Linked DNA regions of Homo sapiens: region 2 is linked to region 1. Evidence: chromatin contacts called from ENCODE Hi-C or POLR2A ChIA-PET data. All regions are on one chromosome and are shown on one strand. The core of a region is the stretch at or near the end of the contact, and the rest is flanking DNA. Distances in the headings are between cores, read along the strand shown. Region 1 overlaps SLC8A1 (solute carrier family 8 member A1). Region 2 overlaps SLC8A1 (solute carrier family 8 member A1).

The links. A loop is a pair of places that touch in the nucleus more often than their neighbours do. ChIA-PET counts read pairs that join two places held with the same protein, here RNA polymerase II (POLR2A). Pooled maps may share reads with other maps.
Region 2: a map of endothelial cell of umbilical vein shows a loop between it and region 1 (6-fold over the local background). The contact joins two enhancer-like sites. A Hi-C loop is called at or near these places in 3 of 168 maps with a recorded cell type or tissue (PC-9, aorta and endothelial cell of umbilical vein) and 2 of 50 pooled maps. POLR2A ChIA-PET finds 5 or more read pairs at or near these places in 2 of 52 experiments (AG04449 and BJ).

The regions. Positions count from the first base shown.
Region 1 is chr2:40,330,708-40,333,565 of GRCh38, forward strand. The region is part of intron 2 of SLC8A1 (solute carrier family 8 member A1); the gene reads right to left. Among named protein-coding and RNA genes, the nearest start is that of SLC8A1, 120 kb to the right of the region's middle. Within about 2 kb of position 1,509, at least 4 of the 41 ENCODE cell types and tissues checked have a DNase peak (open chromatin) inside an H3K27ac peak, as active enhancers do.
Region 2 is chr2:40,433,778-40,436,477 of GRCh38, forward strand. The region is part of intron 1 of SLC8A1 (solute carrier family 8 member A1); the gene reads right to left. Among named protein-coding and RNA genes, the nearest start is that of SLC8A1, 17 kb to the right of the region's middle. RefSeq lists an enhancer at 722-1,921. Within about 2 kb of position 1,259, at least 8 of the 41 ENCODE cell types and tissues checked have a DNase peak (open chromatin) inside an H3K27ac peak, as active enhancers do.

The sequences.
Region 1 (2,858 bases), core at 259-2,758:
AATTACCAGCTCATAAAGGAAAAATAAAGTTAAAATATATTCTCTTTTTGCACAGACTGCTAAATAATTGACTGATCATGATTAATCAAGTAAATTGAGGCATTCTGGAAAAATGACAAATGGCAAGATTTACTGCCTCTGGAATCTACGGCATTTGCTAAATATAACTTGCTTGTAACTACAGATAAATATCTAATCTAATACAATCGAGTTACCTGCAAACCAGAGCCACATACAAAATTGAATGAATAAAAACGTCTCAAAAGACAATAAATACTTTCTTTCTTCCAAATGAAATAAAATCTTATGATAGGTTTTGAGGAGTACACGTAGATGCTAGGAGCATCAGCTTTGCAGGCCTGCAGACAAGGGTTCAAATCTTGGCTCTAAGCCTCTGATTCCTACCTAGGAAAATGAGGGTGATATTATCTATGGTATGAGATTGTTATAAGAATTTATTGAGATAATTCAGTAATTGCCATATAGTGTGCTAAGCTTAGTGTCTGGCACATAATACATTATCAATAAATGTGTCTTATCATTACTATTGTCATTATTTATTACCACTAGTGAGAGGCTAGAAAGTGAAAAGTCTAACCAATGCTTTTAACTTCATTTTCTACAGAATATTCATAGAATATTCATAGAATCATAAAACACACACACATAATGCCTACTATATTTGGTACTTGTCTGTATTCACTTCTATGACCCACTTTAATGTATATGCAACCCTACAGTAAAGAACACTCCCGGGAGAATAAAAAAGTGCCCTTTATATTAGCAAAATTTTATGTGAGTTAACTGCATAAAATAGGATGAGTTTTGTACTAAAACTCATCAATTATTTTTCATTAGGGTGGCTTTTTATTTATTTATTTTATTTTATGTTTATTTTTTTTTTGAGACGGAGTCTCGCTCTGTCGCCCAGGCTAGGGTGCAATGGTGCGATCTCGGCTCACTGCAACCTCTGCCTCCCGGGTTCAAGCGATTCTCCTGCCTTAGCCTACCGAGTAGCTGGGATTACAGGCGGCCACCACTGTGCCCATCTAATTTTTGTATTTTTAGTAGAGACAGGGTTTTGCCAGTTGGCCAGGCTGGTTTTGAACTCCTGACCTCAGGTGATCCATCAGCCTTGGCCTCCCAAAGTGCTGGGATTACAGGCGTGAGCCACCGTGACCGGCCTAGGATGGCTTTTCTAAATATTTTCGTCTATGATAATTTTTCTCTCCATGTATTTATTTATTTTCAGACAGTTTGAGGTTACAGTGAGCTATGATCGCACTGTCTGGAGTGCAGTGGTGTGATCACAGTTCACTGTAACCTCAAACTCCTTGGCTCAAGTGATCCTCCCACCTCAGCCTCCCTAAGTGTTGGGACTATAGGCATCAGCCATAGTGCCTGGCAGTGAGTTTTCTAAACAGAGATTTACTAAAAGGCTTGTGTAGTGACTTGGCAACACCGTAAGTATTTTATTTCTAAACTTTGAATGCCTTTCTAAATGTCACAGGCTAGGTCTACGTAATTCCCTTTACAGCACCACATGCAATTGGCTGTTTAGAAAATGCTTTTTGAGGATGGTGAAGAGCTCTGTTTTTCATTAAGTGGCTTTGAACTTTGAGACTGCAAGTCCTGACTCTGGATTTACCCTTTACTTCACTACATAATTCAATTCAAACAGTCAAATGATATCCTCTTTCTGCAACATGTGTGTGGGGGGAGGACGGGGGCGGGGGGCGGTGTTTCCCCTTACTTATGTATCTTTATCCCGTGAGTTCATTTTAATGAAAGAACTCCAGTCTTCCCTCAACTTCCTTATTCTGACCTTGTGCTCTAGTACTAAGTAGTGACGCCAGGGAGAAAAAAGGCTGGTGAGCCAAAAATGGCTTAGGAACATAATTCTCTACCAAGCTGCAGAAAATAAATGACAGGGTTGGCTGAAATCCAAAGGTCAAATATATACAGGCTTTCTTATGGGAAAGGAATGTCAAACCTGTTTAAAAATCCTGTGAAGTGAGTTTATAATCCCTGACTACCAAAATTAACCATCCAGCTGAATCATTTTAATATTTCCGTGAATAAAGTAGATTGATTAGCTTTTCCAGAGTTATGTGTTATCAGATAAACAAACCAATATATTTTAAATAAATCCTTTTGACCCAAATGGCATGGTGGAGCACAAAATGCTTAAAAGATGCCCTCTGGACCTCCTAAGGTTTTTCATAGGAAAAGTAAATTAGCTAGACTATTTTCCTTTCTGCACAATGCAATACAAGCTGAAATAAAAATGTAGCTTTCTCTTCCTTAGTCTTCTTTTTTAATGCTTCTGAATTATGTTAGAATTTTAGAGCTTCCAACTGGATTAAAAATTGATTCAGCAGAATGGTAAATTACGAAAAAAAATCTCTTAACGAAAATACTTGTTGCACTCAGTTAAAACTGTCTTTTAGGCCGGGTGCGGTGGCTCACGCCTATAATCCCAGCACTTTGGGAGGCCAAGGCGGGCGGATCACGACGTCAGGAGATCGAGACCATCCTGGCTAACACGGTGAAACTTCGTCTCTACTAAAAATACGAAAAATTTGCCAGGTGTGGTGGCATGTGCCTGTAGTCCCAGTTACTCGGGAGGTTGAGGCAGGAGAATCCCTTGAACCCGGGAGGTGGAGGTTGCAGTGGGCCGAGATCGCACCACTGCACTCCAGCCTGGGCAAGAGAGCGAGACTCCGTCTCAAAAAAAAAAAAAAAAGAAAAGAAAAAAAAAAAGAAAAAAGTGTCTTTTATTCCCAAGCTAGCATAAGAATGTTGAGGTAACCAATGTTATTGGGGAAAAATCTGAATTCTATTCATTTTATTCAAGA
Region 2 (2,700 bases), core at 9-2,508, 100 kb after region 1:
TAGTGTGTGAAGTAATCTTTGAGAACTATTGGGGTTGGCTTGGACTAGCCCGTTGGAAAGCCTCTTGGCTTCCATGCAGGGTCAGGAGGGCCTAGTTAGCAAAAGTCTTGTGGAAGGTTTCCAATAGCCTGGCTTTTATCTTATGCATTAGACTCAAACAGACAAGCATCAATAACTGTGATGTAACATGAGGGCTAGCATGTTCCTAGAGACAGCTGCCCTTCAATCTGGTCTTTTAGCAATTGCCTGGCAACCTCTTCCTGCATGCACTGTCAGGGCAATCTCCTGGGCCAGCCAAGAAAAAGCCCTGCCCTTTATCCCTTCCCTAGCCCACATCCCACAATATGTTCTTAGCCAAAAGGTCACCAGATGTCTAAAGGTAGACAGGTCAGTAAAAATCCATCATCATTATCAGAGAAAAAGGAAGGGGGCTTCCGGTGTTAACTAAAAACATTACAATTATATTCAAAAGAGAGCAGTATTATAATTTGTGAACAGTGGACACAGCACACTGATGTAGCTTATTGGCAATGAAGCAATTGGAAAGAACTCTCTGGACTTAAATTTCTTTTTCTTATTAAATTAATACCAAATTCAAATGCCCACGAAGATGTGGAATAGATGTTATCTAAATGTGAGTTCCTTCTTCATCCTTTTGTTTTCTTTCTTTCGGGGTCTTTCCTCTATCATCAGATTCAAAGTAGTTCTACTAAACTCTCCCCATTTTCCCTCAAATATACATTTCCATACAAATTAAGCAGAAAGATAAGAATAGAGACTGTGGATATGTTGATTTGCTGCCTGGCTTTCTTATATTCTGCCTTAATTTACCAATACAAAGTATAGGCTGATTTTTATGGTGGATTCAGATCAACTCGTACAACTGTGAGCAGTACTAACTTAAAATATCCATTACATCATGAAATGAGACTTTAGCACAGTATCAAGAATACCCAAATTATCTTCTGATCACTATTTATTTTAAAACAACACACAACCCATCACCCACAGATTACAGACCCAAATGACACTGACAAAGGATGGTAAAAAGATATCCAGCTGTGAGTAGTCCAGCCAGTTGTGTCGGAGGAAGAGGTCACAGCTACAAGGAATAGAAACCCACATCTACAAGAGATAGATCCAACTGCTTTGTAAAGGAAGAGGGAGAGCTTTTGGAGCAGAGGCCTGAAGAGTGGTTGGCAGCACGGTGACCATTCCCTGCTGGAAGCTATAGCCAGTTTTGACTACCAAGGAGGACGTGACTCAGAGCAAAGGCATATGCTGGCATTCCTAACAGCCCAATATATTGGACAGTCATCCTAATGGCATCCTCTTGATTGGCAGCTGGGGTTATTCCAAGGAACTCCTTGATGGCCTTCATCAGTACTTGGAATTCCCTTCTATGTAATTCTTGCTGACTGAAAGACTCAAAGCTAAGCAATTAATCTGTTTCTAAGGCAACATTAAAGCAACCATAAATCCTTATCCACTACCAAGGCAAGCACTTCCAAATGTTTCTAGACAAAGAGATGATGCCAGAGGATGAAGGCTTTTCTCATCTGACCATCTCACCTAAAGTGAAAATTACTGCCCTGGCTCCAGCCTCAGGCTATCAGACCATGGCCAGATTTCAGGAAAAAAAAAACCTCATTTACACAGAGACCCTCTACTAATACCTAATTTTCCCTTCCAAAGAAAGTTTCCTCTCTGCTGTTTAATACTTTGGGACAGGTGCCGAAGGGGATGGGCTATGAGCGGTCACATCATAGGCTCAAGCCTTTCTCTTAAACTCACAAAACAGAAGTCAGGCCCCTGCCTTATGACCAAAAATACCCGCTGAAATTGTCCAGGAAATGAAGAAACTAGGGTGAAGGTAGGCAATGTGGTCACAAAAGGAAAGATAGACTTAGGATATAAAATAACGAAGTTGTTGAAAACTCATGAGATGCACTGTTGGCCCTTTCCCCTACTTTATTTTTCGAGATAGCACTTATTACTTTTTTGTTTTTGTTTTTGAGACATAGTCTTGCTCCTGTCGCCCAGGCTGGAGTGCAGTGGTATGAACTCGGCTCACTGCAGCCTGTGCCTTCTGGATTCAAGCAATTCTTCTGCCTCAGCCTGCCAAGTAGCTGGGATTATAGGTGCCTGCCAACCATGCTCGGCTATTTTTTTTTTTTTTTTTGTATTTTTAGTAGAGACAGGGTTTCACCATGTTGAACTCCTGACCTTAGGTAATCTGCCTGCCTCAGCCCTAAGTGCTGGGATTACAGGCATGAACCACCACGTCTGGCCAGCTCTTATTACTTCTTACATGCTATCTATTTTATTCAATGGTTCTATTTATTGTCTTTCTCTCTTCAAAAGATGCAACTCTCTAAGGGCAGGGATTTTCATTTCTTTTTTTTCATTGAGGTATTCCCAGTTCCTAGAGCACAGCCTGGCACTTAGAAGATGCACAACATCTGCTTATTGAATGAGTAAAGTAATGCTCACAGGGTCACGTGCTGATTCACCAAATCTCCAGTGGTAAACCAGAATCTGGGAAATGGGCCTAAGCATTTGCAGTTAAAAAATGTTGTCTGTGTGAAATGGTTGCACCCTAACATGAGCAGAGTTCAAAATCAGATTGTAAAGTCAATGTCAGTGTTAGGAAGAGAGGAAACACATGATTCAGACTCATGAGCAAAGACTCTTGGGCTG